Linked DNA regions of Homo sapiens: all the other regions are linked to region 2. The links are chromatin loops, found by intact Hi-C in ENCODE. Cell type or tissue: IMR-90. All regions are shown on one strand.

Evidence for each region. Hi-C counts contacts between places; a loop is a spot of excess contacts. Peaks named below come from ENCODE experiments on the same cell type or tissue, not always from the same donor. Only the 100,000 strongest peaks of a DNase experiment are listed, where the experiment ranks them.
Region 1: it touches region 2 in a loop (3-fold over the local background); 6 of 110 quality-filtered maps call a loop at or near these places.
Region 3: it touches region 2 in a loop (4-fold over the local background); 8 of 110 quality-filtered maps call a loop at or near these places.
Region 4: a loop joins it to region 2, with 18 times the contacts of the local background. A loop is called at or near these places in 95 of 110 quality-filtered maps.

Annotation. Positions count from the first base shown.
Region 1 is chr3:8,532,815-8,540,814 of GRCh38, reverse strand. It overlaps LMCD1 (LIM and cysteine rich domains 1), which reads right to left. Exons shown (of 6, transcript NM_014583.4): 2 at 7,990-8,000; 3 at 3,375-3,630. Among named protein-coding and RNA genes, the nearest start is that of LINC00312, 35 kb to the left of the region's middle. RefSeq lists an enhancer at 4,235-5,203. In IMR-90, a CTCF peak has its summit at 3,787; DNase peaks (open chromatin) are centred at 1,714 and 3,914; H3K27ac peaks cover 2,054 bases.
Region 2 is chr3:8,439,128-8,447,127 of GRCh38, reverse strand. All of the region lies in intron 3 of LMCD1-AS1 (LMCD1 antisense RNA 1), which reads left to right. Among named protein-coding and RNA genes, the nearest start is that of LMCD1-AS1, 59 kb to the left of the region's middle. RefSeq lists an enhancer at 5,824-6,341. In IMR-90, a CTCF peak has its summit at 4,929 (motif pointing left); DNase peaks (open chromatin) are centred at 1,077, 2,607 and 4,907; H3K27ac peaks cover 2,367 bases.
Region 3 is chr3:8,555,867-8,563,866 of GRCh38, reverse strand. The region is part of intron 4 of LMCD1 (LIM and cysteine rich domains 1); the gene reads right to left. Among named protein-coding and RNA genes, the nearest start is that of LINC00312, 12 kb to the left of the region's middle. In IMR-90, no CTCF peak of the experiment used is centred here; a DNase peak (open chromatin) is centred at 3,066; H3K27ac peaks cover 1,767 bases.
Region 4 is chr3:8,618,523-8,626,522 of GRCh38, reverse strand. SSUH2 (ssu-2 homolog) reads left to right here. Exons shown (of 12, transcript NM_001256748.3): 9 at 202-294; 10 at 876-981; 11 at 2,867-2,974; 12 at 6,509-7,137. The coding sequence ends at 6,655. Among named protein-coding and RNA genes, the nearest start is that of SSUH2, 22 kb to the left of the region's middle. RefSeq lists silencers at 2,857-3,236, 3,326-3,620 and an enhancer at 3,053-3,673. In IMR-90, CTCF peaks have their summits at 3,431 (motif pointing right) and 4,472 (motif pointing right); DNase peaks (open chromatin) are centred at 3,442, 4,432 and 6,812; H3K27ac peaks cover 2,008 bases.

The sequences.
Region 1 (8,000 bases), 94 kb before region 2:
GCCTGTAACATACTCAGCACATAGGGCGCGGTGAGGTGTTCATGAGATACACATACAAATGCTCAGTGGATGCTGGTCTCCTTTGTCTTCTCCCTCTTTCCTTCCCCCAAATCCTGGCAGCTTTCAAAGCCACACTCAAGCTGCTTCCTGTTCATGATAGCCTTCCCTGAAAATGCTAACCCAGGGTATCTGCTCCTTCCTGCCTCCCCTCCCACCTGCCAGTTCGCCTGGCCTGGCCTGGATTGGTAGGGAAGAGCCCAAACTTTGGAGTCAGGGTGGCCTGAGTTCAAGACCTGGCTCTGTCACTTACATCGGCTGTGGGACATTGGGCTAGCTGCATCGTTGCATCATCTCTCTGAGCCTCAGTTTCCTTCTTTGTAGCTGAGGGTAATGATAGTATACTTCTAACAGTGCTGGATAATTAGATGAGATTGTGCATGGATAGCTCCTAGTATGGTGGCTAGTATACAGTAAATACTTAACAAATATCCACAATTAGGCTTATTGTTATCAGCATTTGAAGGCTTAAGAATTGCTCAGACTTTCATTCTGGTTGCAAAGGATGAGAGATAGCAAAATTCGGTCCCATTCCCAAAATATAATCAGTCTTGATCATTCGGTAATTAAAAAAAAGTTGGTCAATTCCCAGCTATGAGTGAGAACATGCGGTGTTTGGTTTTCTGTCCTTGCGATAATTTGCTCAGAATGATGGTTTCCAGCTTCATCCATGTCCCTACAAAGGATATGAACTCATCCTTTTTTATGGCTGCATTGAACAATAAGAACACTTGGACACAGGATGGGGAACATCACACACTGGGGCCTGTGGTGGGGTGGGGGCCTGGGGGAGGGATAGCATTAGGAGAATACCTAATGTAAATGATGAGTTAATGGGTGCAGCACGCCAACATGGCACATGTATACATATGTAACAAACCTGCACGTTGTGCACATGTACCCTAGAACTTAAAGTACAATAATAATAATAATAATAATAATAATAATAATAATAATAATAAAAATGTTGGGAAGGTGAGTGGGAAGGGGGAGTTGTCCAATCTCAGAAATGGGACTTGCCCTGGACGCCCAGATGAAGAGCAGACAGAGGGGTTCTTTACAGCCATGTGGTTTTATGAGCCAGCATTAATCACTGCCTGACGATGGCTTCCCCTGATTAGTCTGGGGTCAATGTGTTTGGGGTTTTCACCAGCCGGTCCCTGAAGCCCGCAGCCAGCTCTTTCATGAGCTGCTTGCTTTAGTTTCCACTGACATCCTGGAGACGTGCTTGATAGCTTACCCAGACCTGGGGCTGGAGGGAGACCTGAGCTCTGAACTACCGGGCATGTCCTGGCTCTGCTGTTGTTCTGTGGCCACACTCTGTGGCCCGGGACAAGCCCCTGTCTAGTACTAAAAACTTTTGAAAGCCAATTAACCATTCTGTGTTTCCTTACATGTAAAACAACTCGGCCTTACAGGGTGATCGAGTCCATGGATGCTGAAGTGTTCTTTTAAAATGTGCTCTTCTTTATCAAAAAGTACAGATTAAGAAAAAAATCTTAGTCTCTTTTCATTTTATCTGGAAGGGATTTTCCCCCCTAAGGCAACAGCTTAGAACTGTGCCTCTGAAACTCTCTATGGCGAAGGATCAAGGTTTGTTTGTTTTTTACTTATTGCAGAGTGATTTGTGGTCTCTCTCATGTGATTAGAATGTAGCGCATACCCCATGAGATTTCAGTGTGAGTCTTACCACAGTGGAATTCTGTTCTGATATGAGTTCTCATCCCATCACACAGTTGCATGTCAAATTGCTGTAACATTTTCCCAACATATATTCTCAATTTCTCAACTTTTTTCATTGGGTCCAGGTCACAAAGACTGTGCGGAAGAGCTCCAGTCCACAGCCCACACTTAGAGCATCTCTGGCCTAAAAGGTGACATTGCACTAACACTCGTCACACCTGTCCTGCACCCTGCACCGTCCTGGGTGCAGGGATGTTACGGTTTACAGGACAGGCAGGGTGTCTGCCCTCATATCTAGGCACAGAAAAAAGATAATCTGTTTGCAATAAAAGTTGTTAAAGAAACGAAAAGAAATAAAAAATGTGATAGGATGGCAGGTGACATCTATTGTAAACTGAATATCTGGAGAAGGACTATTTGGGAAGAGCAAGGAAAGAACCTTTCAGAAAAGGAGCAGGACGTGCGAAGGCCCCAAGGAGGGCAGGAGCTTGGTGTGTTCTAGCACTGGAAGGAGGAAGTCAGAGTGTCTTAAGGTGTTGAGATGTTGGGAGTGAGAGCACAGTGATGGGAGCCATGGAGGAGCCTGAAGGATAGGGCCATGAAGGGCTCCAAAGGCACTCCTTTTCTTCCAGCAGATATTCAATTAAATGCCATGCTTGCATTTTTAAAATTGTTGAACCTTCTACAAATTGTATTAACATATAGAAATCATCCAGCCTCTTGTTACTCCACATGTAAGGTTCTGGGGACCAGTAGCATCAACATCACCTGGGAGTATGTCAGGCGTGCGGTATCTCAGGATGGCCCTGAACTTGCTGGATGCATTCTGATGAGCTCCCCAGGTGATATCTACCCATGTTGAGATTGTAGGAGCCCTGATCTGGTGCATTGGATCTTGAAGGTGGCTGCACGGGGAGTCATTTAAATGGTCACATCTGATGATTTGGATTTTGTAGTCTGGAGCTTCTGACTCAATGGTCTGGGATGAGACCTGGGTATGGAGACCTTCTGCAGGTCCCGGGGATTCCAGCGAGCAGCTAGGGTGTAACCTTGTGTGAGTCACTTGCTCTCTCTGGACCTGTGTCCTTTCTGCCCTCCTCAGGGTTTCTCTGATCATTTACTTGAGATTTCTCTGGTTGCTTTTGTTCAAGGTTATATAAAACCAGTTTGGCTCTCCCTCCTAAGACCAATAGGTTTCAGCATTTAGGCAGAAGAGAGAAATGTTTCTCTGCTCTCCTACAGGTTTGCAAAGGGCATATCCCAGGCTACTTCAAGGGAAAATGAATATCTTGCAGATGGAGATAAGCACTCAGAATTTTGAGTGATAAACTATCTCCTGTTCAGAAGTGAGGAGCCCAAATGGAACAATAAATGCCCCTGTACTAGAGCTGCAAGGCCTCTTGGGGTCCATATGAACACCTCTACCCATTTCATGGATAAGGAAAACCGAGGCCCAGATAGTCTTCATTTCTCAACATCACATGATATAAGGGCAGGGCTAAAACCACAGCCACTCCTGTCATTTTTGTGACCTTGAGCTCTTGCCACCCCATGTTTGAAATTCAGAAACACTTGACATGGCTAGTATTTATGAGGATAGGAAAACAACTGCTTGGTTGGGGAAGCTCTCTTACCAGTTTCTGGGTGACTCCAGGGGGAGCCCACTCGTAGGTGATGGTGTCAAAAGTGGGATCTTTCCCAGTAGCAATAGGGTTGGTCATGATCATCCGGTTCCTCTTGTAAATCCGGATGCCGTCCCCGCCTTTCACCCGAGCAGTGAGGGTGGAATACTTGGAGTCCATCAGCAAGCGGCCAATTTTCCGATCGTCTTCTAGGTCAGATGTTAGGCAGTGGTCCTCTTGGCTGCATTTGCAAGACTTGCATATTTTCCTGGGGGTGGGTGGATGGGGACCAGTGAGATTAACCTCCAGGAAAAAGAGGCACATTCTCCTGCTAGCAGCATCTACCCTTTTGAAAGCAAGCTAAAACTTTAAGTTGGAAAAACTAGCAGCGGACAAATGGTAACCTGAGACAAAAAGGCCTTTGGAATTGGGAACTGCATTTGGGAAATGACAGTGTTTGTATTAATCTATCAGTGAGGAATGTAGGATATAACTTGTGCTGGTAAAAAGAGTGGTATGTTTTCCCTCCTGGTGGTTGCCACGGCAAAGGCTGATTTGTTCATCAGAGATGCTCTAAAGCTGGGCTGGAGTCTGTGTGGCCCATAGCCTAAACTTGGCCCACAATCTGCTCTTGTAAATAAAGTTTTATTGGAACACAGCCATGACCACTCATTAACATATTGTCTGTGGTTGATCTGGGGCAACAACAGCAGAGTTAGTAGTTACAACAGAGAGTATCTGGCTTACAAAGCCTAAAATATGTACTTTCTGGCCCTTTACAAAAAAAGTTTGCAAACTCCTGCTCTAAAGAATTATTAAAATTGTTTTCCAAGATCATAGCCTCGGAGCTTCAGCAACTTTTAAACTCTTTAGCATAAATACTGCCGTTAGAATGCAGTGAATATTTTCTTCAAGAAATTTGTGAACAGGACCCAGCAGGGAGAGAGGTCAGAAAACCCCTCTGGCTGGGGAGATGGATGTGTATTGGGAAGGCTTTGTCAGAAGAAGGAAACACATCCTGGGGAGGGTTCAGATTTACTAAAAAGCCTCATGCTTCTCTTTGACAATTAAAAACAAAAATCTGTGGCTACTTGGTGTCATGCTGTTAAGGTTTAGAAATCAAGAGAGTTCCACGGCGTGAGAGGAAAATCGCTCCCCTCCCTTTCCGGCCTGTCACCATGGGCAGGCTGTGCTGGGTCTCAGATGCTCTTCTGCATGCAACTTGAGAGCTTGTACAGTAAAGTGAGCAATGTCAAGGCCAACTGCAGGGATGAGGGAGGCCCAGCAAGGGAGGTCACTGCAGCTGAATGATCGGCAAGGCTGAGGGAACCCTCCTTTTCCCTCCTACAGTCAGGAGGTAAATACGTCTGATCGAATATCACAAACGTTGATTGTGGGGCTAGTGGGGGCAAGCCCTGATGGTCTAAATTAGTGGTTCTCAACTAAGGTCAATTCTGTCCCAAAGGACAGAATTAGCAATGTCTGGAGACATCTTCGATTGTCCCAGTGGGGTAGAGGAGTGCTATTGGTGTCTGGTGGGTAGAGGCCAGGGATGCTGTAAACATTCTACATTCCACAGAATAGCTCCAACAACAAAGAATTATGAGGCCCAAAATGTCAATTGTGCTGAGAGGTTGGGAACCCCTTACTGAATATGAAGAGAAGAAGGCCTTGTTGTGACCTTTAAGGAGCTTACAGTTGGGATGGGACAGGGAGAGAAAATCAGATGGAAATTATATAAAGTAGAATACATTCAGGGCAGAAGAGAGTTGCCTAAAATCTGGGAGTAGTTCTACTGGCCTGGGCCAGTTCTCCAGGAGATTAGTATGTGGTACATAGAAAAAGGCTTGGTGCTTAGTGGTCATGAGTTTGGAAAACAGTGGGTTAAGGGAGGTTAAACACCTCTCTTTAGTGCAAAGCTACTCCTTTGACTTTGATACGGTGATGTGCAGCATGACATTTTGAATGCTACTGGAGAAGCTTGCAGTACAAGTTCACATTCAGTGGGCTGCAATTTGAGAGATGTTAAAATTGACAATCTCAAGGATGTGTTCCAGTAGCAAAAAGGAGAAAATGACCCTCAGGGTGCTGCAGGGAATAAATGAGAAGGTTTTCCTTCTCAAAAAAAATTAAATAAATAAAAATAAAAATGGGTTGTTTTGTTTTGCATTTTATTCACAATCAATAATATTCTCTTGCTTATCCATTTTCAGAGCCAGGCATGAGAAGCCTGCTTCTTTAAGAAGACAGGCACTAGGCAGTATCAGGGGAGTGAGAACAGCAGGGCTGGAAGTGGAAGGAGAAGGAAGAGGCAGAAAGTGAAGGAAATCCTGGCATAGAGGGACATGGAGGAACCTGACTCTTCAGTGTCCCATCTGACCTTCTGACCTCCCCAATACTTTCCATAAATGGAACTAGATGAGGAGGCTGCGCATAGCTTTTGCAGTTAATGTGGAATTTCAGGATGATAATTAGAGAGGCTGGGAATGCAAAACATTTCAAAACAAAAAAAAGTTAACAGATCTGAGATGTTCCTTGAAATGGTGTCAACACAATTTCTCCTTTTATTCACACTCTTCATGTGGCCAGGCACATTTCTAGGACTTTATACATGAGTGATCCACCCCTCTCACCCCACCCCACTCTTTCCAGGTGCCCAGATTATAGAGGACACAGGCACACCCCAAAATATCCTCAACGGTATTAAAACAGCCATTTCTGTAATCTGTCATTGGTAATCTGGGACTGAATTCTGTCCTGTGATGATTAGTTGAAGGGCTTTCCTATTAAACCATGTTGGTTGGCACTTTGGTCATTTAAATGTCTTACAAACAATTGAGAGTTTAAAACCTGGAGCATAAAAAAGTTTAACAGGATTTCCCTCCTAAGCTTCTGTGATGTTACTGCTTCAATTTGAGTCTAATTTAAGTCCCTATTTGGATTCTTCAAACCAAGGATGACACTTGATATGCAGGACCTGCAAGCTTCAATCTGTATTTCTCAAAGACAAATTCACTTGATGTTCAAATCATTTGTACGATGACAAGAAAATGGAGGGATTAAAACAATGCTAAGAGACTTCTGCTTGTTGCCATGAAAAATAGGGTCCAGAATTGTCCTCTCTTCCTGAACAACTGGAAAACCAGAAAAAATATACCAAATGATCATTTTCAGATGTTGGACAGCAGGGAGCACAGGATTGAGGTCCTTGAGAGAAGGGAAAACTGATTGAATTGACTCGGTGGGTGCATTTAGATAACATTTTCCCCTGGCTCAAGAAATATAAAAGGAGACGTCCTAGCTGTCTTCAAATTGCTGAGGAGGAATCAACGCTGTCCTGAGATTCAGGACCAGTGGGGTTGAAATGATAAGGAAGTTGACTTTCTTTCCAGGCCAGAAAGAGCTCAAATGGCCAAAATATAGTAAGTGTGGAGAACTCCTCCTAGGAGTGTTTAAATTATAGAAGGAGTTTTTGAAGGGGATAGAAGCCTGAGTTGGAGGACCTTGAAGGTCCCTAGCAACCAGAAGACGGTGCGAGCTCCTCTGAGGTTGGGAACTGTCAGGGAATGGAGTCAGGGAACAGTGTTCTGCTCTGAAAGCTCATAGCCCTGTGTACTGCAGAACGATTAGGAGCATGGGATTGGGATTCATGCAGATCTGAGTTCAAATCCTGCCATCTGGTAGTTGTTGCCCCATTGCCTACCTTCAATGTCCTGATCAACAAAATGGAGATACTAATACCTACTGCTTAGGTTTATTTCAACATTTAAATAAAAAAGATTTCATTCAGTTCATACGTAGTTATTTTTATAATTCCCATCTCATAATGGAAGTCAGTATTGCTGCGAAAACACCTTCCAAACTTTGTCCCCCCACTGAGCGCTCAAGGCAACGCTACAGCAGTGGTGATAAAAACTCTTTCTTTGCTATGTGCTCCACAGAACTTAACTTTCCTCTCCCAGGGCCGCAGGGACAGACTTACAGTCTGTTCCCTGCACACTCCAGAGGTGCCATCCACATAGATGCTGACATGAATGCTGCCCAGGGACGCTGCATTGTGGCAGCCTCATTCTTAACCTCAGAATCCTCAGTGGAAAAAAAGAAAGAAAACCTCTGCGAATCCAACTCCAGCTGGATCTTATGGTCCTCCTGTGCAGATATGAATACCAGGTCCTGGTTTTTAAGTACTGTGGACAGAATGACCTCTCTTTCTGTCCCAGGGGCCACTCTAGACCAAAACCCATCCACAGCGAAGTTGGTGCAGTGAGGGGAGATCACCCCATCCACCAAACCCCGAGGCATACCCCAAAGGCACAAGGGACCAGCTAACCTCTGCTTGGGTCTTCCCAGAGCAATTCTTGCTGGGCTGGGTTTGGTGGACTCTACCTTGAAATGGTTTAGGAAGTGCTAAACTCCTTCTTCACATCTTTACTGCCCCCGCCACACTCCCCCAAGGACTTTTTTCGTTTCTGAATTGGACCAAGCAGGAGTGCCTTCCCTCTGCAGCCATCCTTCCCTGACAACGCATACAACCAAAGCAGTCTCAGCGAAGAAAGCAACCAGGGTTCCCCGAGAGGACAGCCAAGTAACAAAGGCAGACAGGGACCCTCCTGACAAAATCTGTTACCTCCATGAATG
Region 2 (8,000 bases):
GTTCCTGAATAGATATTTCTCCGTAGCAGATCCACAAATGGCCGGTAAGGGTGTGAACAGATTCCCAATGTTATTAGTCACTGAGGAAATAAAAATCAAAACTGCAATGAGATGATACTTCACACTCACTGGGATGGTCATAATAAAAAAAGGAAAATCACAAGTGATGGTGAGTATGTGGAGAAATTGGAACCCTAATACATTGCTGACTAAAATGTAAAATGGTATAGCCTGCTGTGGAAAACAATTTGACAATTCCTCAATAAGTTAAACACAAACTTATTATGTGACCTAGTGATTTCACTCCTAAGCGTATACCCCCAAGAATTGATAACAGATGTTCAAACAAAAACTTGCACACTATTGTTTATGGCAGCACTATTAACAGTAGTCAAGAGGTGGAAATAACCTACATCTATCAGCTGATGAATGGATAAACAAAAGGTGATCTAGAATAAATCACTGGTTCATTCTACAACATGGATGAACCTTGAAAACATTTTGCTAAGTGAAAGAAGCCATATGCCAAAGGCCATATATTGTATGATTTCATTTATGTGGAATATCCAGAAAAGACAAATTAATAGAGAGAAAAATCAGATTAGTGGTCGCCAGAGACTGAGGGGAAGCAGGAATGGGGAGTGGCTACTGAATGAGTATGGAGTCTCCTTTTGGGGAGATAAACAATTCTGGGACTAGACAGTAGTGATGGTGGCTCCGCATTGTGTATGTATTAAATGCCCACTGAATTGTCTACTTTAAAATGGTTAAAATGGTAAATTTTATGTTATGTGTATTTTACCACATGCATACACAAACCTTTCCCAGGTTACAATAAGGCATGGCCATTTTTGTTTCAATAGGATTTGTATAGATTCTTTAGATATGGGTGTATTTTTAAAACTATATAGACTATTATGAGTTTAACACCACAACTGCCCATAGTGTGATCTGTGGATCAGCAGCATTTCCATCAGCTGGGAGCTTGTTAGAAATATAAGTTCTTGGATCCCTCCCCAAACCTAGTGAGTCAGATTTTCTGGAGGTGGGCTCAGCGATCTCTGCTTTAACAAGCTCTCCAGGCACTTCCTATGCACACCAATGCCAAGTTTGAGGAGTATTTCTTTACGATTCACTAGGCCATTGGTTCTCAGCTTTTAGTGTGAGTAAGAATCAACTGGAGAGTTTGTTACACAGGCAGGTTCTTGAGTCCAGAGACTATGATTCCTTACATGTGGATGATGTTCAGAAACCTGCATTTCAACAGGCATCAAATGCAGGTGGTCCAAGGACCAATTTCTAAAATGCAGAAATAATGAAGAAAATTGATTTTTCAAACTTTATTGTGCATGAGTGTAAACTGGAAAGTTTGCTAAAATTGCAAGTTTCTGGGACCTGCCTCCAGATGTTCTGATTCAATAGGTCTAAGATGAAGACTGAAAACTCACCTTTTTAACCAATCACCTCAGTTAATTCTGAGGTCAAGAGACCACGTTTTAAAAACCACTGCCCCAGACATGAAGCTCCCTGAGGACAGAGGACAGCTTTCAAGTGATCTTGCTAGGCTAGAGCTATGGCTTCAATCTAATAAAATGGAATTCACTGGAATGGTTTGCATGTTCAGGACTTGAGCCCAGATCATCAATTACATCAGTAAAAAATCCAGGAGATGTGACTTACCTGCCATTCACGTAAAAGATACAAAGCAAAAAGAATCCCTCTGTGGTTGTATTCAGTGTTATATACTGAGGAAGCTAAGACAGACTTAGGCTTACTTAATAGAAGTGTTGTATCTAAATAGTTGGCATTCAAACTGTACACAGAATATCTTTAATTCTAGATGTTACACACTGGAGCGGAAAGTGAAACTAACATTTATTGAGGCGACTACACATTTATCTTATTTATTAAACTATTTTATTCCATTGAATGCTCATCCTATTACATAATCTTTAAAAGATTATACCCATTTTAAAGGTAAGCAAAATTGAGGCTGCCATGAAGGAGAAGTAGCTTGCCCACTGATTTTCTACTTTTCTCCAGAGTACCTTGACATCTCTTTTGCCACCAGCACTGATAGCCTCTGTGCTGGGAGATGCTCAGTACAGTCAAAGGGGATTGGTTCCAGGGCCATTGCGGATACCAAAAACTGCTCCTGCTCAAGTCCTTTATGTAAAATAGCATATTTGCCTGTAACCTATGTACTTTAGATTACTTATAATACCTAATACAATGTAAATGCTACGTAGTTAGTTTATATTTTATTTATTTAATGTACTTTACAATTCGTATTATTTGTACATTTTTTGGAGAATATTTTTCATTTGGTTGAATCCGCAGATGTGGAACTCGCACATATAGAGTGCTATAATCCCACTCTAGCAAAGTGTCCCAATGCCCCACTGTAAGCCCTGTCATATTGGGAGGTCATCCTTTGTAACATGGGAACGAAGCTGCACAGCTTCTGAGTTCAACATTTCCTCGTGGAACGATTCCAGCCCAGCGCTGGGATGACATACTGTTTGCTTTGCGTCTCTGGTATGTGCCTGGTGAAATATTTACCAACTGGTCCGCTCTGTCCACAGAGCGGCCGTGAGACTGTCTGTGTTTGCTCCAGTCAGCTTCCTGGCTCAGCCTGTTTCCTTGGCAACGGCCTTTCCTGTCAGCAGCCTTGAAGGAAGGTATAAAAGAGCACACTGTTAGGAATTGCTGTCTGGGGCCCAGCGGGGTTAGGTTTGCCTCCTGGATCCTTAACAAGGAAAGAGGAGTAAGTTCTTCTCTTAAGCATTGCCACTTGCTTTTCCTGTGTCCTGAAAACTATCTTTTCAGCTTTGTGTGTTACATCAGCCAGGAAGGTTACACTATGTGATCTGGTGGGAGTTGGGGACGTGGGGGGGATGGAGGAGGAGGCATTTCCCCACAAAGGACTGTAATTGAATCCTGTGATGGTTTTGTAGTGTAATAATCTGATTTTGATTTGTCAATTATTTTCTCTTCTCTTAAATAGCTCTCCCACATTTTCCTTCTCTGCTTTATTCAGACCTAAACATTCCTGACTTAGGAAGCTTAATGTCCCCCAGAGTGCCTTCCCCGACCACTGCTTTACCCCACCAACCTGAAGCCACTGAAGGTGTTCCTAAACCTTCAGCGGACTGAATTGCTCCTTTGCTCTGGAATTTCTGGTGACTCCCTGTTGCTACCAGATGAGCCCCAAGACCCCTATGATGGAATCCGATGTTCTCATGCTTGAATGAGCCCAGCACTGCCCAGTGGAGGTGATTGTAAGCCATATATGTCATCTTAAATTTTCTAGCAGCCACACTAACAAAGTCAAAACAAATGAGTGAAGTTAATTTTAATAATATATTTTATTTAGCTCAGTATAACCCAAATATTATCATTTCAACAGCCAAACAATGTAAAAATATTAATGAGGTATTTTACTTTATTTGCTCCCACTGAGTCTTCAAAATCGGTGTGTATTTTACACCCACAGCACATCTCAGTTCAGACCAGCACATCGCAAGTGCTCAGGGGCCTGTGGCTCTGTATCTAGCCCCTGCCTACCCTTCCTGCCTCTTCCTGCTCCACCTTCCCAAACCCTACAAGTTTCCCAGTCCCTCACATGCATGAAAACTTTTGCCATCCTGTGACCTTCTCCTGCCCTTTTGCTCCATGCTGTGCTCTTGCACTTCTCATTCCTGTTGCCTGGCTGCCCTTCTGTACTTGAACTTCTATTCATCTTTTAAACCCATGTTTAACGTCTTCTTTTTCCTTCCCTGTTTTATCTGTCCAGTAGCACCTTGTGTGTATCTCAGATATAACACTAAGTGTGTTGTATTCTGATTATTCGCTTAGAGGTCTCCTCTACCACAGGGAGCAGTTGTAAAGGCAAGGGCATGTTTTGGTCACGTTTGTGGCTCCTGGTAAATATTTGAATGAATGCATGAATGAGGGAATGAGGACATGGAAAACTGCTTTGGTGCTGATGTTAGGATGTTCCAGTTTCTCTTCTGCTGTATGAGGAGCAATGCTTCATTCCAAACTACTGTTGTCCCTGTACTTTTGGTGTTTCACTGGGAGAGTTTGAGCTTAGCTGAGCTTTCTACATCTCTTCATGTGCTGTTTTTCTTTTTTCTACCTACATTCTCACTCACTTTCTGTATCAGACAACATATACACTCAGATCTTTATCCAATGCCCAATGACATTGAGAAGCTAAATAGGTTGATTTAAAACCACACAAAACACTCCCCCTCGGACTCCCCCAAATGAAGTGCAACCTATACAATAAACGTCAAAAGTGAAAAAACAAACCCAAACCAAAACCTTCTGCTGTTTCTGGCAATCCAGGTTACTGTTCTCCACTACTGGCTATTATAATTTGCTGCTGTAAAATCAAGGAGTAATTATATTAGAATAATGGAGTTTAATGAACTAAAGAAATGCCCTGGTCTGCCTTGGAACCTGTGGCTGTGGTGTTTCTGTAATGGTGGTAGCGGGTCATGTCCCTGGGATAGATGTCATGGTATAGATGAAAGAGCCCAGGTGGAAAGTCAGAGAGTCCTGGCTGCAATCCTAGTTCAGCCCCTTCCTAGCTGTGTGGACTTGAGGAGGTAACAACCTCTTGGGCCCTCAGTGCTCCCACCTGTGAAATGGGGATAGTGGTGGTCCTGCCCTGCCGGGCATGTTCTGAGAATTAACTAAGATGCTGTGTGTTTGAGATGCAGGCGCCAGGACACCAGAGATGTGGCGTCTCCTTTGGTGACAGTTATAAAAGTCAGTCCTGCTTTACCTAGAGTGATCTGCATGCCACATTCCTTAGCTTTAAGACTTTTCCAGGGCTGAGTCCAGGAATTCTTTGGGATCAAGATTCCTTGGCTTCATTTCTCCGTTTCTAACGGGTTTTGTGTTTGGTGACATCTAGTGGTTGAATGAGGTTGTTGTCAAAGCTGAGTGCAAGGCCTCAAGTTTTCCCTCCCTTCTTCTCCACCTTCCCCAACCCCGGGGTCGCATTCCTGAAAAGCTGCCTCCTTTATCTGTCTTTCTTCAGTTTGCCTCCATGTGTCTGTGGCTCCATCTCTCTCTTGAGTCAGGCAGCATCCCAGCTCCAACACTCCTCAGCAGTGCAACCTGAGTGGCCGCATCCCCCATTTCCTCCCCTTTGGATGAGCACCACTTGGTGACTAGAGTAAGAAAGTGAGGCTGATGGCTCCCACTGTATCTCCCGTCTCATCAAAGTGTTCCTTTGCCTATGTTGACTAAAGAAAAAAGAATTGAGCCTCTTAATTTTTTTTTTTCTTGAGATGGAGTCTTGCTCCGTTGCCCAGGCTGGAGTGTAGTGGTGCCATCTCGACGCACCGCAGCCTCCACCTCCCGGGTTCAAGTGATTCTCCTGCCCAGCCTCCTGAGTAGCTGGGTCTACAGGCGTGCACCACCATGCCCAGCTAATTTTTGTATCTTTTTTTTTTTTGTTGGAGAAACGAGGTTTTGCCATATTGGCCAGACTGGTCTCAAACTCCTGACCTCAAGTGATCTGCCCGCCTCGGCCTCCCAAAGTGCTGGGATTACAGGCATGAGACACCTTGCCTGGCCACCTTAATGAATTAAAGTTAGTTCTATTCAGAAATCTTGCTGAGGGCTATAGACAGAGGCCTATAGGCTGGGAACAGCGCTGTCAGAGTTGCTTCTGCAATGCAGTATTCCCATTCACAGTTTATATACAGGTGGTGAAGATTCAGGGCGTTCAAAATCACATCAAAGTTTGGGTGTGAGAGTGCATCTGATGACAGATTGCAGAGGCATAATCACAACACCCCGCCCCCAAGCCAGACGTTATCTTACCTATAGGGCAAGGCAAGGATTACCATCATTCATCTTTTTTTTTTTTTAAATTAATTTATTTTTTATTGATCATTCTTGGGTGTTTCTCACAGAGGGGGATTTGGCAGGGTCACAGGACAATAGTGGAGGGAAGGTCAGCAGATAAACAAGTGAACAAAGGTCTCTGGTTTTCCTAGGCAGAGGACCCTGCGGCCTTCCGCAGTGTTTGTGTCCCTGGGTACTTGAGATTAGGGAGTGGTGATGACTCTCAACGAGCATGCTGCCTTCAAGCATCTGTTTAACAAAGCACATCTTGCACCGCCCTTAATCCATTTAACCCTGAGTGGACACAGCACATGTTTCAGAGAGCACAGGGTTGGGGGTAAGGTCACAGATCAACAGGATCCCAAGGCAGAAGAATTTTTCTTAGTACAGAACAAAATGAAAAGTCTCCCATGTCTACCTCCTACTACACAAACACGGCAACCATCCGATTTCTCACTCTTTTCCCCACCTCTCCCCACTTTCTACTCCACAAAACCGCCATTGTCATCATGGCCCGTTCTCATTGAGCTGCCGGGCACACCTCCCAGACGGGGTGGTGGCCGGGCAGAGGAGCTCCTCACTTCCCAGTAGGGGTGGCCGGGCAGAGGCGCCCCTCACCTCCCGGACGGGGCGGCTGGCCGGGCAGGGGGCTGACCCCCCCACCTCCCTCCCGGACGGGGCGGCTGGCCGGGCAGAGGGGCTCCTCACCTCCCAGTAGGGGCGGCCGGGCAGAGGCACCCCCACCTCCCAGACGGGGCGGCTGGCCGGGCAGAGGGGCTCCTCACTTCCCAGTAGGGGTGGCCGGGCAGAGGCGCCCCTCACCTCCCGGACGGGGCGGCTGGCCGGGCAGGGGGCTGACACCCCCACCTCCCTCCCGGATGGGGCGGCTGGCAGGGTAGAGGGCTGACCCCCCCACCTCCCTCCCGGACGGGGCGGCTGGCCGGGCAGAGGGGCTCCTCACTTCCCAGTAGGGGCGGCCGGGCAGAGGCGCCCCCCACCTCCCAGAGGGGGCGGCTGGCCGGGCGGGGGGCTGACCCCCCCACCTCCCTCCCGGACGGGGCGGCTGGCCGGGTGGGGAGCTGACCCCCGCACCTCCCTCCTGGACGGGGCGGCTGGCCTGGCGGTGGGTGACCCCCACCTCCTTCCTGGACGGGGTGGCTGCCGGGTGGTGACGTTCCTCACTTCTCAGACGGGGCGGCTTCCGGGTGGAGGGGCTCCTCACTTCTCAGACGGGGCGGCCGGGCAGAGACGCTCCTCACCTCCCAGACGGGGTCGCGGCCGGGCAGAGGCGCTCCCCACATCTCAGACGATGGGCGGCGGGGCAGAGACGCTCCTCACTTCCCAGATGGGATGGCGGCCGGGAAGAGGCGCTCCTCACTTCCTAGATGGGATGGTGGCCGGGAAGAGGTGCTCCTCACTTCCTAGATGGGATGGCGGCCGGGCAGAGACGCTCCTCACTTCCCAGATGGGATGGCGGCCGGGAAGAGGCGCTCCTCACTTCCTAGATGGGATGGTGGCCGGGAAGAGGTGCTCCTCACTTCCTAGATGGGATGGCGGCCAGGCAGAGACGCTCCTCACTTCCCAGATGGGATGGCGGCCGGGAAGAGGCGCTCCTCACTTCCTAGATGGGATGGTGGCCGGGAAGAGGTGCTCCTCACTTCCTAGATGGGATGGCGGCCGGGCAGAGACGCTCCTCACTTTCCAGACTGGGCAGCCAGGCAGAGGGGCTCCTCACGTCCCAGATGATGGGCGGCCAGGCAGAGACGCTTCTCACTTCCCAGACGGGGTGGCGGCCGGGCAGAGGCTGCAATCTCGGCACTTTGGGAGGCCAAGGCAGGCGGCTGGGAGGTGGAGGTTGTAGCGAGCCGAGATCACGCCACTGCACTCCAGCCTGGGCACCATTGAGCACTGAGTGAACCAGACTCCGTCTGCAATCCCGGCACCTCGGGAGGCCGAGGCTGGCGGATCACTCGCGGTTAGGAGCTGGAGACCAGCCCGGCCAACACAGCGAAACCCCGTCTCCACCAAAAAAATACGAAAACCAGTCAGGCGTGGCGGCGCCTGCCTGCAATCGCAGGCACTCGGCAAGCTGAGGCAAGAGAATCAGGCAGGGAGGTTGCAGTGAGCCGAGA
Region 3 (8,000 bases), 120 kb before region 2:
GGCAAACTGCTCCTCTTATCACATCCTTCAAGGGTACATACTGTCGCCCTCACTTGTCACTGTTGCGGTTGACTTTGACCTTCTGGTGGAGGCAGTGTTTGTCAGATTCTTCACTGTAAAGTGACTCTTCTCCCCACTTCCATACTATCCTCTTTGGAAGGAAGTCACCAAGCCCTCCATGTCTAAAGAGTGCTCCATCTCCTCCAGGGCCAAGTATCTACATAAGTTATTTGGAACCCATGCATGATTTTGGCAGATCCCCCAAAAGGACTCCATGTATGTTAGCTAACATTATTTTTTAAATACCTATGGAATTATCTAATTTATATCTGTTCTCTCCACTAAGCGGCTAGCTGCAGAGGGCAGAGAGAGGCTGCTTGGTTGCAGCTCTGACCCAGGACCCTCTACTGGGCCCCGCACACATAAATTCCCCATCAATAGTTGCTGAATGAAGGAATGCTCCACCCTGCCATGAGGCCTTTGCCGTTGCTGTTCAGGATGTCTGGTACATTGTTCCCGTTCCTGTTTGCCTGATTAACTCCCTTTCATTCTTCAGATGTGAGACTTAAAGATCTTTGGTTCTGGGAAATCTTCTCTGACCTCCTTCCAGGGGCAATTAAGTCCATAATAAAGCTTCTCTGCTTACCTTTCTCTGTATGGTTGTTTGATACCTGTTCTTTCTACACTAGATGGAAGCAGGAGCCACATCCAACTATGCTTGCTTTCACATCTCCTCGGTGCCAGGCACATAGTAGATGAACAATAAATATTTGGAAACCTCTGCCCTCCCACCTCATACTTCCTACTTAGGGGACAACAGATGAGTGTGGAAGACACTAGCAGATGATGCATCTGTCTGCACCTTAGAGACAGGTTTAGACTAAGTGCAGCAGAGAGCTGGGCTCCAGAGACAGTTGTGGAAAGTTCTTGGGAGCTTTCAAAACACTCTTGCCTTTCAGGGGCTCATCCATGTTTACTGAGCATCTACTGTGTGCTAGGCCCTGGACTAGATGCTGGGGATACAGCAGTGACCCAGGCAGATAATGCCAGAGCCTTCAGGGAAACTGGAGCTTTGTGTGTGTGGAGGCAGAAAATAAATATATAAAAAAACAGATGAGATAATCATGGAGTGTGATAAATACTAGGAAAACAATCACAGGGTAAGGGAATGGAGAGTGACTTTGGGGGTGGATAGCAGGGACCACCTTAGCAGGAGAGGCCTCTCTGAGGGATGAGGGGCTCTAGGGATCAACCACATTCCTATTTATCTCACAGCAATCCTCTGGATAGGAGATGTAGGTACACAGGAAATGCACTCATTTTATAGATAAGACCAGCGAGGCCCAAGGAGACAAAATAGCTTGTGAAGGGGGGCACAGCCAAGAAACAGAGCTGGGATTCAAACTGCCGCCCTTGGCTCTGTGGCTTTCTATGGGAACTGAGCTGGGTCGGGTGGGGAGACTAAACTCAGGGAATTGTCTGAAGGGCTAGGAGGGCTCCCAGGAGAATGCATTCTGGCATGGCAAAGGAGCAGCATGCCCAATGGCTAGAGGTGAGAAGCAGCTTCCCTACAGGGCCTCTCAGCAGTTAATGTAGCCAGTGCCTGGCTGTTTGTCATCCTCTTTCCATCTGGGGCTCCTTTATCTGTCTTTTACTGCCAGTAACATTTTCACTGGCCTGCTCAGAAACCATGACAAGGTGGACCTCAACTCATGTTGTTCCTCAGCTTCAGTTAGGATTGGGGCTTTGTGGGGAGGGTGAGTGTGCCTGGGAGAAGTTCTCTGTGAGAGCTCTAGATTTCTGTCTTCTGCCAGTTCCCAGGAGCAGTGAAAGTTGCTAAATGCTCATTCATTCACTGGTTCATTCAGGTATCCATCCATCGCACATTTATAACTTGCCTATTCTCATCCTCTAAAGAATGGGAACTTGACATTCTCAATCCACACAATCTTTTGAGTCATTTTGGAGTTATCCCCTGCTCCTGTAAGCCCCGATGATGATGGAAACGACAATGGCTGTCATGTCCCTACAGCGTGTCTGCATCCAGCACTGTGCTCAGGACTTTGCTCGCATTACTATTACCCCTTACATAAGCCCGAGAGAGTTATTTCTCCTTCTAGAGTTATTTTTCTATTCGGAAAATCATTATCTTCTCTCTTAGAAATTACAAAACTGAAGGTCAGGGAGATTCAGTGATTTGCTCAGTAATGCACAGCTGATGGGAGGCAAAGCTAGGATTTGAACAAAGGCCAAACCTGACTCCAAAGCCAAAGTTCTTTCTACTCCATCATGTGGACTTGAGATCCGGCATCAGTAAGCTACGGCCCATGGCCAAACCCAGCCACTGTCTGTTCTCGCAAGCCCCATGAGAATGAAGACTGGATTTTACATTTGCCCTCCAATTCAGTGAAATGTTTTCTCCCAAGAAAGAACCCCTTCTGCTTTTCTCATTAGTAGACCTATATTGGAAAAAAAAAAAAAAAAACTCTGTGCTCAATTATTATTATCTTTTGAATTTCATTTAAAAAACCCATGGAAAGTTGTTTTCTCTCTTGTTACATAAAGTGCCCACATGATATTGCAATTTTGGCTCTTGGCTCACATCTCCTAAAATATTTATCACCTGGCCCTCCAAAGAAAGTGTTTGCTGAGCCTGGCTTTAGATGCTAATTTAAACTTAGTAAGTATCAACTATGTTTCAGCCAAAATAGAAATATTTACTTTTTTGCCATGTGAAGACAGGGAAGCACATAAGAGTTTGCACACTTACTATTCTTAACTTATATACTTTGATTACATACTTAATATACTCATATATTGAAGAGGAAATAAACATTAAAATGGTGAAAATTAGGAAAAGAACACTGAATAACAAGGAACGTCATGTACTGATAGCAGTTTCTGAGCGTAGGAGCTCTTGAATGACTGCCTATATAAGGAATGTGTTTGGTCAACTAGATATATCTTGAACTGGATCCTGACTGTGCCTGATAATGTTCCTTAGAACATGCTAGATTTGTGGTTTCAGTTACACCCCCAAGAATGAGTGGTGTGAGTTTTTCGCTCAAATGAAAACCCTGTTCCTCTTCACATGATTGAGACTCAGCTGGCTTGGAGCCCATCAGGGGGTCTAGACAAAAAATCAGTGACCAGTCATCATCTACTTATTTTCACCCTCCCTCCTGCATAGCTGGGAACTGTAAACTCTTTGGCCAGGGCTGTCTGAATACAAAGTGAGTTGTCTGTCTGGCTTCTTATTTCTACAGAATGAAATTTCCAGCTCTTTCCCTCCCACACAAAAGGGACTTCGTGTCAGTTCACCAAACTACACCCCATTGGGTAACACCATGATATATCAATGGGGCTCCCCACTCCACATTTACAAATGTGAATTGACATGAAAGTAGGGAAAGGGAGAGGGATAGAAATGCACCTGGATTGGTCTGGGGAGCACCGGCAGGCACCCTGATGATACACTGAAGGAAGGAGGGGGATATCAGGTCCAAAAGGCAGTTTAGGGTGATCATGGGTGGCTTTGAACCCAGGTTATGGGTTGGGACTTCACTCTGGAGGCAATGGGTAGCCACGACTGGTTCTTTTTAAGACATTTTAAAAATATTTAAATTTTTTGTAGAGATGGGGTCCCACTATGTTACGCAGACTGGTCTTGAACTCCGGAGCTCAAAGGATCCTCCCGCCTTGGCCTCCTAAAGTGCTGGGATTATAGGCATGAGCCACTGCACCTAACCCGTTACTGGTTCTTGAGATGAGGAGTTCAAGGTTCTAATTTGCACTGTAGGGAGATATTCTCGCAGCAGTATGAAGGAAGGAAGGAAAATTCTTGTTCACAGAGCTTGTTTGCAACCTTCTCATCCGTTGGAAAGCACTTTGTGAAGCCCCTCTTGGAGGAGCATTTCTTCCCTCACTGTTCTCCCTAGCATCCCTGGCTCTTGGACTGGTTTCTACCAGTAGCCAGCCCCTTTAAGCAAACAGTATCATTATCACTCCATGAAAACAAGATGTCCAGGTAAGGAGCCCTCTCAACATGTGTCAGGATGAAATGTGCTCTTCTTGCCTCTAAGCCATTTTCTGTATCCTTAACTCAGTCATCTCAAAGGATGAGAGACCTGAGGTTGTCCTGGATCTATCGTCTGGTGGTCCCTCAGCCACGAGAGACAAGCTAGCAGCCGAGAGTCAGAATGCCAGCCTACTTGGGTCTCATCATCCTGGCCCTTTCTCAGCACAAACTTAGTCTCTCCCACAATTCTTTGTAGCGAGGTTTGCAATTTCTAAATTGCAACAGGTGGCTGAGAGGGGAGATACCAAGTCAGACTGCCTGGGTTCATAGCTGTGTGACCTTGGGCAAATGAACTAACTTACCTGTGCCTCTGTTTTTTCACCTGTTGAATGGCGATAGTAATGATAGCAACCTCATAGGATTGTGGTGTGAGTTAAATGACATAATGGAATTTTTGGACTTTATAAGGGCTCAATAATGATTTGCTAAAATCTCGTGTATTCCTTAACTCTGCCCACCTTGCAGGCTAGAAATGTAAAGCCCAGAGGGATTAAACCACTTTCCTAAAATGACAAAGATATGTTGAAGGCAGGTTTGGAGGCCTGGATTTCCTTCCATGATACCAAGGGCATGTAGACTAGCAGGAAGTCATTCCTGCCACTGATGAGCTCTATTTTTTCCCCTATCAGTTCTCTCCATTTGTGCAAGGCCAGAGAATCGAGTCGTGTGAGTTTTTCATCATTTGCCACTGCTCCAGACTCAGCTCCACTCATCCCCTGCTTGGAGGGCCTGCTCCTCCCCATATCTGATCCTGCCCCTGGAGACAGTGGTTCTCAGGGTTGAGCCTGCCTCAGTATCCCCTAGAGGGCTGGTTAAAACATATCTCTGCTCCCCCACCGCCACCACCTCCCCACAGTGTCTGATACAGTAGATCTGGGGTGGGGCACAAGAATTTGCAAGTTCCTAGGGGATGCTGGTGTGGTTGGGGCCACACTTTGAGAACCGCTGTTATAGACTGTTTAAAAATAACTTTATACATAAGCTCAGCAAAACTGATATCACCAATTCAGTTCAGTTACAACAAAGGCTCATTTGAATTCCTGGGATGTTTAAACTCAACACTATTTTTTAAGAAAGACCAATGAGGCCATTCTCAGGTTACTTCCCCTATTAAGGAGCTAGTATGGTCAAATGGAAGTTCTTTGGGACTATGGTAAAAGGCATGGAGAAGAATGCTTTATAATTAGCATATCAGTTGTTTCTTGTTCATGTTCCCAAATATCTAAGATTGGAGCTTGCTCGTGAGAACGTTTCCAACATTTGTCATGTGACCTTGTTTGCAGACTATTTCCCACCTGGGTAGAGGATGTGTGAAACAAACCTTTCAGAAATAGAACAAATGGGAAGTTTCTTCCTGTGCCAGTAAAGTGTTGCCTTGTTCCTTATTCTAATGGCATGAGATTCTTAATTGAAATGAAAGATTTTGAATATTGGGGCCTTTGCAATTTGTAAACACCTGCCTCAAGAAAGCTGAGGAACATTTTAGATTCAGCTGCTCAAAAGCTAAGACCCTGCAGAGTTGTGGGGTTCCCTCAGCCATGGGTGTTTAAGTCATGTTGGCAAATTTCTTGGATACCCTTCCAACCAACATAGAATTTAATTCCTTTTCCATGAATATGGTCCCACCTTAGTGACTCAATTCTATAGAACAGAACATGGATGAAGTGATGCTATGCAGCTCCCAGGGTAGTAATAAAGGCAGTGTTTTCCCCTGGGCTCTCTCTCTCAGTACACACACCTTGGGAGCCCTCAGCTGACAGGAAAGAAGTCTTGGTATCCTGAAGCTTCCATCTGAGGGCAACCACGTGGAGAGACCTCGGAGGTCAAGGAGGTCAATGGAGGGTCCCTGCTGTGTGTGTCTTCCCAGCCTCTAGCTCAAGCACATGAGTGAACGAGCTTCAGGTGATTCCAGTCTCTGGCCTGCAAGCTCCTCCAAGTGACACCGAATGGACAGAGACAAGCTGTCCTCACTGAACCCTGCCAAAATGGTGATTTGTGAGCAAAATACATGTTGGTTTCAGCCATATGCCTTGGGATGCTTTGATATGCAGCCCTAGGTGACAGAAACATCAAATGTGTACATGCAGAATTATTAAGGTTTCTGAAATAGGAGTAACCAAGACACAAAGTGTTTTAGGCAACAGCAGACTCGGGACAATGGCCAAGGGTTACTCAGCTGAAGAACTGTCTCGAAGGACTGAACTGTGTTGGCCTTCAGAGAGGGATCAGCAGATATGAGAAGGCTCTAAATCAGCAATAATCTCTGTCTCGGGTTTGCCAGAAGTTCTGTCTGAATTGTGTTGTTTTCCTCCAAAAGGCTCTTATCCAAAGGCCTATCCAGTCTAAACCCAGAGTGCCTCGTGGAAATCTCACTACTACAATACAGTAAATATTAACACAAGGGCCTTGAATTCAGGCACTGGGTTCTTTCCAACACAAATACTCAACAATTTGTTTATAAACAGCATCTCTCCATTTCCTCTTATGGTGACTATTTACCATCTTTGCTTTGCAGCCTCATGTATCCCAGAGGTTTTTATGTGTGTGTTTCTTTCTTCTGTAGTCTAACATCATTTCTGGCATCTTTAGCTCTCTTGAGTTCTGTTTCCCCACACTGTATAGTCTTCCCAAGGCTCCCTATGGTGCAGAATGGGCAGGGTGGGTAGGCAACGGTTTGGGTCATGTGCTTTGGAACATGGTTCATGCCATGGCTTCATCACTGGTGAAGCTCTTGGAAAAATCATCCAACCCTCTGAACCTCAGTTTTCTCATCTGTAGCACATCGTGGCAGGCCCTGGCTCATACGAAATGCCTTAGCCTGGTGTTGGTGGTCACTACTGTTAACTGACCCCTTCACCTTACATTTCTTCTTGGGGCAGATTATCCATTATGGGGCTCTCTGCCAAGCAAGGCAAAATATTAAACATTTCTAACTGAATCTCCCTCCCTGGTTATGTGATGAAGTGAGGGAGATGGAAAGGCTTCATAAATGCTACACGTGTAAGAGAACATCAGTGTGGGTTGTTCTCAAATCCAGCTCTGACAAGCATGGGCCCAAGGACTGGCTCCTTGCAAAAGGATGCTGCTTGGTCCACAGCTGAGCAGGGACGGAGTCTCAGATGTGTTCATTCCAATTGCAACGGCTTTGCCCGGGGCTTAGAACTGCGTGGGTGCTCCAGAGATGGGAACACCTGTTAATTAGAGTCTGTGTCAGGTTTGGAGTGAGGCAGGTCTGGATCCTAGTTCTGGATTAACTACTCACCATCTAGGTGACTAGACAATTTCCTCAGCTTTGTTTTTTGAAATTTTTGTTTTTGTCTGTAATCCACAGTAGCAAATACATTACACGTCCTGATCCAACACACACACACATACACACACACACTCCTGAAAAAAAAAAGCTTCCTGGAAAAATATTTACTACTCCTGAAACACTCTTCCCTTTTCAGTTAAAAAAAATTCTGGTTGTAGTCCACTAAATTGATGTATTACCCACTGACGGATTGTGACCTGAAGTTTGAAAACACTGTTTAACTTTGCTAAGAGTGTCTTTTAATTCCCTTGTTTGTAAAAAGGAGGATGATATACTTTGTAGGATAATTCTTAGGATTAAGTAAAATAACATGCAAAATATCTGGCACAGTGCCTGGCATAACCTAGGTAGTCAATGAATGGGAGATGACAGCATCATCATCATCGTCATCATTTAGCTCATATTAGCAAAACAAAATTGAGTAAAACCAAAGAGATTAATAAAAAGCTAAAACTATTCTTTATGATTCTTCCAGTTCAGGGGTCAGCAAACTGCATCCATCTGTGGGCCAAATCTAGCCCACCGCCTGTTTATGTAAATACAGTTTGATTGGAACACAGCCAGGGTCATCTGTTTAGATATTGCCTATGGCGGCTTTAGTGCTTCAAG
Region 4 (8,000 bases), 180 kb before region 2:
TGTGGGCTGGGTGGGGGAAGGGTGATCCCCATAGAGATATTGGGGCACTGCCAGCAGAAGGAGGACTAGGTGGTGGGCAGGTACAAACAATGCAGGCCCACCACAGTCTACCTCCAGGAGGAAGGGGGTGCAGGTGGGAGCCTCTGGAAGCCACCAGGACCTGCAACTGATCTGGGGGTACGGACTCTGTGCCTTTCTCAGATGCAGCACTTGCTCAGGGAGAGGGAACAAGACCTGCGCCACCTGCAAGGGGGAGAAGAAGCTGTTGCACTTCATCCAGCTTGTCATCATGTGGTATGTGGCAGTGTCTCAATGCTGTGGCATGCGGGGGTGGCTGAGGGACTTAGCCCTGGACTGGCTTCTGCAGAGAAACTGTGGTTGGTTGGGGCTTTCACAGTGCAAGAACCTGCCAGGACTTAGAAGGGGGAGAATTCCCTTGGAAGAGGCAGTGTGGGGTTGTGGGATGCTGACTGGCTTTAGAACAGACAGACCTCAGTCCAAATTCTGCCATCACCACTTTCTAGGGCAGCAGCCGCTCCACAACTGAGCCCTTCCCGTAGGAATAGAGCCATAGCATCCTGCTACGTCCCTAAGTCAGTCAGGGCTTCCGTGCATTAAAGGTTTCTCCTGTCTCAGGCACCTTGCTAAGTGCTTTGTAGGCAAAGATGAAATGAGGTAATGGAGCTGAACTGTCACTCTCCTTACTAGCTTCATTTTACAGGTGAGGAGACTGAGGCTCAGAGAGGCTACAGAACTGTTGCAAGGTCCCTCCAGTAGCAATTCAAGCCCTCAACCCCAGGTCTGTCTGATTGCAAAGGCCATGCTTTTAACCTGCCACACTGTGTGCTTTCATCCCTCATCCTCCTTCCCTCCAGGAAGAACAGCTTGTTTGAGTTTGTGTCTGAGCACCGGCTCAACTGCCCCAGGGAGCTCCTTGCTAAAGCCAAAGGAGAAAACCTCTTTAAGGATGAAAACTCGGTGGTAAGAGGGCATTGTAGATGGGAACAAAGGAAGCTGGGTTCCTCCTCTGCTCTCGTGGGCCTGGGGCTGCTAGCTGTGTGTGCAGGCTGCATTCCTTGGAAGGACAGGTTGTGTAGGAGCAGAGCTCCCCAGACATGGATAAGGCTGTGGGGAGCCTGGGGGCTGTCAGTTTCCTTTTGACTTTTACACACTCAGCCCTCTGTCCTTCCCCACCCACCATGCCGTTCTTCCTTCCTAATACTCTCTTTCTCTCTTTCCCTCCCTCCCTTCTTCCTCGCTCTTTTCCTTCCTTCCTCATCCCCTCCTTCCCTTTCTTCCTCATCCCCTCCTTCCTTCCACAAATCTTGAGACCCTCCTCCTATATCAGGCACTATTCTTGGCCCTGGGTAGACCATGGCAAATAAAACAAGGACCCTGCCCTCATAGAGCTTACAGTCTGGTGAGGGGACTATGATGGACCCTTTTATAGCAATGTCAGATGGTGAAGGGGCACTGAGAAACATTCAAGCAGGGTAAGGGGCAGGGAGGGGTGGCAGTGTCGTTCCAGCTGGAGGTGGGAAAGCCTCTTTGTGGAAGTGACCTTGGGCACAGACCTGGATGCAGGGCAATTGGGGAGTGGACCTTGTGGCGTGGGAGCGAGGGGACAGTGGGGCAGAGGCCTTGAGGACTGGCAGAGGGCAGTGAGCAGGGCAGAGCTAGGAGCTCAGAAGTGAGAGGTACCTTCAGCCAGAGGAGAGGGTCCTGCGGGCCAGGAGTTGGCACACCCAGCCCACTGCCTGCCTTTGTCGATAAAGCTTTATTGGAACACAGCCCCACGCATTTTCTGACAGGTTGTCTATGGCCGCTTTCCTGATGGTGGGACAGAGCTGGATAATGACAGACTACATAGTCTGAAAGCCTGAAGTATTTACTATTTGGTTCTTAGCAGAAAAGGTTTTCTCACTCTGCCGTTGGCCTTGGCAGAGAGATTGGCTTCAATGGGACTTCTGATGGGGGTCCTCAAACTATAGGGAGGTGTGTCAGCCTCCTTTCTTTGCTCCAGTAATTTGGCTTTTTAAAGGCTCACCTCAGGCATCCCCCCACCAGAAGCCCTGCACCCCACTCTTCCATTTGAGTTAGGGATTTCCCCCTGGGCTCAGCTCAGACTGAGGACCATCCCTAGGCGTCACTGGCTGCTGGCAGCTCTGTGAGCTGACCCTGCCTGGTGCTGAGCTCTGACCACCGTCTCACCCTCAGCGTCCACAGCAGCACTGGGCCCAGGTGGACACTTAGGAGGAGGGTGGAGGAAGGAGCCACAGTTCCACAATGAGGGGCAGAACAGGGAGCCCCAGGGGAGGGCTATGCTTGCCCTTAATATGTGGAAGGCTTTCAAGCCTGGCAGAAGGGGATCTGGGGGCTTTGGGGACCGAGGAGATGCCCCAGTGCCCGGACTTTCTGTAGGTTGAGTGCAAGCGCCTGGGCTTATTTGTGGTTCATTTTGTATCCTCAGCTCACAGACAGTGCCTGACCCTTAGAGGGCGGTTTGAATGTGTACATGAGAAATGAATCTGAGTTCCTTTCCCGCTACACGTGTACAGACCCCACGAGTCCACACTGACGGGGACCACACCAGCCATGGTCACTGCCTTGTCCTGCACCTAGCGCGGTGCCCGGCACACAGGAGGCACGCAGCTGGGGTATCCAGTGGGCTGCAGGTGATAGCGTTCTCTCTCTGACTGCAGGCCCCCTGTTTTCCTGTTTTTGAAATTCCTGAGACCACACCGTGGGTCCCTCTCTCAGCCCCCTTCTCTGTCTGGCTCTGGCTCTGGCTCTAGTCAGCCCCAGTGACTTCCAAGGCTCCAGGTGCGGCAGCCAGGTGGTCTGTGTCTCTCTCTCTTTCCCCCAGGTGTACCCCATCGTGGACTTCCCTCTGCGAGACATCTCTCTTGCCTCCCAGAGGGGCATTGCAGAGCACAGCGCTGCCTTGGCCTCCCGTGCCCGCGTCCTGCAGCAGGTGAGCCAGGGCGGAGGGGCCATCTGGCTCTGACGTCTCTTCCTGGGCTGCTGAGCCCTCTTTCCTGAGAACGTCGGAGCGGAAGGATGAGGACGTAGAGGTGAGGGAGGTCCCGGGGGAGGAGTGTGGGAAGGGGTAGGGCCTGACCTAAGGCCCCAGGGCATGGAGCAGGGCAAGTAAGACGCAGAGGCAGGAAGGACCGTGGGTCGCAGGAGAAGTTTGCATTTTTATTCCCAGAAGCGATTGCAGGGTTTTAAGCACGAATGTGGTGTCATGGGATTTTTGATTCTGACTCCCTGGTGTTCAGATAGGGGAAGAAAAAGGTGGGGATTGAACGTCACAGGCCTGGCTGGAGCCCAGTGTCTTGCCCCTGAGGCCCCTGGCACTTCCCAACCCCCAGCCCTGTCTTCTCCTGGCCTCTGTGGTTTTGGCCGCTGTATCCTGATGGCCACAAGGTGGCGGTGGTGGCTGCTACATCCCCAGGAGCAGCCCTGAGTAGCCCCTTCTGCTGCTGCTGCAGCCAGCCAGGGGACCCTAACGTGGGAGGTTGGCCTGATAATGTGCTTTGCTGGAGCTGCATGAAGTGGGACAGCAGCCGGGACAGGAACCTTGCAGACTGGGCTGAGATCCTGCGTTTCCTGCATCCCAACATGATCCTGGGCCAGCCACTTCCCTCCTTCAAAGCCAGTCTCTCACCTGCGAAAAAAGACACTAAAGCACCTCAGAGGGTTTTGCAGCAAAACCCTCGAAATGTGTTTGGCACCCGGTGCTCAAAATGTCCCTTTCTGTCCTTTGCAATGGGCATTTCCCCTTCTCTGTCTCTGTCTGCACATCTCCCTGATTTGTAGGAGAGAGAAGATGCATTTTTATCTACATGAATACGGATCATCTTGGAGCTGGAAGGGGGCTGAGAAATCATGCAGTTCAGGCACTGCAAACTTACATGCCTACCAGGGCCAGGCAGTAAGGAGGGTGACAGAGCGTCATTCAAAGGGGCCTGTCGACACTCAGCTTTCTGTAGGCACAAGACCCAGTGTTTCCAGACTGTCTGAAGTCCAGATTTTTAGATGAAAACTTGTAGTTTTTCAATATTTTGGCAGCTGGGAAAACTGAGGCCCAAGGAGGGGAAGTTACCTGTCCTAAGTCACACAGTTTGTTGGTGGCAGGTCCAGGACTAGAACTCAGGTCTCCTGAGGCCCTGCCTCTGCCAATACAGCCATTCCGGGAGCCAGGAAGGGTAAACCAGGGGGCAAATACACATTTTTCTTTAAAAAGGAGTATAATGGGAGTGGAGGTCACTTCTCTGAATCTTTTTTCTAATTTTGCCTTTGGTCCTAGAGCTGTAACAAAGATTCATGCTAATATTTTACTCAAGATGGAGAAGTTAGAGCCGAAATCCAGCCATGAGGACATAGCTGGCTAAATTCCATCTCCCAGCCATGGCCATGACTCTGAGACCTGGAATCTGCTTATTGCAGGGGCTCAGCTGCACAGACAGATAAACAGCCAATTACGTGATGACCACTTGATGGCAATTGATGTCTTGAGCAATTTGTGGCCTCAAACTTCGAGACTTTTTGAGCCAGAAGCAGATAGAGGCAGGGGGATTGCGGGGGTTGTGGGGGGGCTGGTATTGCCATGCTCTCCATTGGATCTTAATAGAAAAATCTGGAAACAAGAGTGGTCCTGACTTCAGTGTCCAGGCCTTCTGAGCACTGACATTGACTCCCATCTCCTTGTGCCCTTTAGTCCCTATTTGGGGTCCTTTGCACTGAAATTTCAAGAGGCATCTTCCAACTTTTATTTCCGAAATTGTCATTTGGATTCCAGTTTCTGGCATATGAAGAAAACTCAGTCACCGGGGTCTTATCTGGTTGTCTCAACAACTCTGTGAAATAAGAGTTTTTATTCCCATTTCACAGATGAGGAAACTGAGGTCTAGAGAACTGGAGCACAAGATCACATGGAAAGCTGTGTGGAAATTTTGTGCCCTGACTCTGATTCCCCTCTTCCTTCTGCAATGTCATGCTGCCCCCTGGCCTCTCCTCTGACAGAACAGGGGCCTGCCTCTCAAAATACACCCCCACTGCCCAGATCTCCAGGGATGGCCAGGGCAGTTTTTCTGAAATGGAGAGAGAAGTCGAAGCAGCCAGATGGCTTCAGCCTCAGCCCCCCACCCGGCCTGGTTTACCTCTTCCCTAGGGTCTTCAAGCTATCAACTACAGCAAGAGGACTTGGGGTTCTTTTCCCAACAGGAAGAATTCCCTGCAAGTAAAGAGGGCCTGACCCTGGGCCAATCATGCCACCTGTCCCTGGGTTTGGGTCCCCACATCTGAGTCTGGGACAGGGGAACATCTTGTGCAGAAGAACTTAGGGGTTTTTGCACAGAGCCCGGCCCACAGGAAGTCCACAAGAAAGCTTGGCTTAGATGATCAGGAGCAACATTCTTATGTCAACTACGAAGTGTAGTTGCCAGTAACAAAACAGCACCAGAAGCCAGTACAGATGGGAGCCTAATGTTTGCTCCCAAGGTGGGCTGCTGTTTTCTGTTCAGGGCCTCATATTGCAGAAAGTTATTGAGTAACTGCTCAGAGAAGGGGCTGGAGAATGAGGGACTTAGCATCTCCCTGTGGGAGGGAATGAGGTCCCCATCCTGAAAATAGCCTGGCACAGCCAACTAAGCTTTCAAATGTCTTCGGGGTCAATGTTTTATCTTAAAATTTGATTCAAATGTTAGAAACCGCTTCCTAATACCTCTGTGGTTGTTTTAATACACACATGTTTAAACCGACTTTATCCTCCACTGCCCCCCAGCACTCCATCTAAAAATTAATGCTTCTGGAAGTTGTCCTACTTGGTTGGTGACTTTCCGTACACCCTGGAACTCCCCTGGGGATGCCTGTGCCCACTTGGTGAAACCTAGAATCAAATGGTAGCTAAAGATGAGAAGTCGGTTTTGGCCAGAGCTTAGGGTGCGTGAAGGAGCACAGTAGGAGATACATCTAGAAAGGCAGATTGAAGGCAGATTGTAGCAGGGTTTAGAATGCTGTGTTAGTCTGTTCTCATGCTGCTAATGAAGACATATCTGAGACTGGGTAATTTATACAGGAAAGAGTTTTCATGGACTCACAGTTCCCATGGCTGGGGAGCCCTCACAATCATGGCGGGAGGCAGAGGAATGGCAAAGGCACATCTTACATGGCAGCAGGCAAGGCAAGAAGAGAGCATGTGCAGGAGAACTGCCTTTTATAAAACCATCAGATCTCGTGAGACTTACTCACTATCATGAGAATGGTATGGGAAAAACCCACCCCCACGATTCAATTACCTCCCTCTAGGTCCTCTTATGTCACATGAAGATTATTATAATTCAAGGTGAGATTTGGGTGGGAACACAGAGCCAAACCATATTGAATGCCAACTCCAGAGCAGGACCTTTCATACCACACACAGTAGGGAGCTACTGAAAGTTCCTGAGCAGGTGAGTGACTTGAACAGAACACTGACATTTTCCTTGGCTATTTGTTTCCTCAGCGCCAGACCATTGAGCTGATCCCCCTCACAGAAGTTCACTATTGGTACCAAGGAAAGACTTATGTCTACTACATCTATGGCACTGACCACCAGGTGTATGCGGTGGACTATCCTGAGCGGTATTGCTGTGGCTGTACCATCGTGTGACATAGCATGGCTGTCCCCAGAGCCTGCCATTCACGTTTGCCAAGGAAGATGGCCGACACTCTCTGAGTGTGTTCACTGTTGGCTGCATTGGACAATCACATACAAACCCTGGCATGTCCTTCCAGAAAAACCAGCTTATCATCTATCAAGCTCCAACCCCTTATACAGCTCCTCTGGTGGAATCCATGACTCATATGTTTAACCTACAATAATTCAGCTATACACATTCCTGTAGAACAAATGAGAGAAATAATTTAAATGGCAAGGACTTTGCCTCTGGTCTCCAAGTTAATGCCCCGATGATGCGTGTGATTTGATTTTGCTTTTTCCCTTTGTCGGTCTTGGTTCTGGTGTGCTTCTTCTAGTGGGAGCCTCTTGACGATCTGAGTATTACTGAAATGTTCAAGGATACACACAAATATCTGGCCCTAATGCACAATAAATACTGCACTTAGGCATAAAGTGCAATATGTTACTGCCCATTCTGTGGATCAGGAATTCAGACACAGCCACAGTGCGGATGATTTATCTCTGCTCTGTCATGTCTGGGGCCTCACCTGGAAGATTTGAAGCCTGGAGCTGCTCAAGGGTGGGGCCTGAAATCATCTGAAAGCTGGTTCACTCAGATATTTGGTGGTTGATGGTGGCTGGTGGTTGGGACCCCTTTAGGGAAGCTGTCAGGTGGAGCACATATATGTGGCCTCTCCACGCAGCAAGAGCTTCCTCACAAGATGGCAGCTCTGAGAGTGTGTGCCCCTCATGCACGTCCCAATTGAAGAAATAGAGATCTGTTTCACAGCTGGAGAACAAACCAGCTGTGTTGGATGGACCAAGGGTCTGCATGCCAATCTCTAGTGTGGTGTCTATGTAAGGAATTTAGAGAGTGTTTTCGAATAGTTACAGTTTTTTACATCACGGGCTGACCTTAGAGCCTGCCCACTGAATAAGATGTGAACTTGATGCTCTGTGCACCCATCACAGGCAGGAGCTCCCACCTGGTGGTATAAGGCTGGGTGGGGGGTGGTGCTGGAGGGGATGCTCTGCAGTCCTTTTGCCGAGTCAGCTTTGGAGAGGTGGTGCTGGGCTAGGCAGGTCTCTGTGCATCTGGTTGTGGGTAACCATAGACCTTCCGTCATCTCATGATGCCTGCCCCACACCCAGAAGGGGATTGCTACAGCAAGGAGTGGCCTCAGGAAGCAGCCCCTCAGAGGGCCATTGGTGCACTCTCTTGATCCCCAAATCCCCTCACTGGGATGTGGACTTAACAGGCCTAGTTGAGGGAGGCTGGGGAGACTGAGGCCATCCCCCAGGGCATCACTGATAAATGATATGGAAATGAGCACTC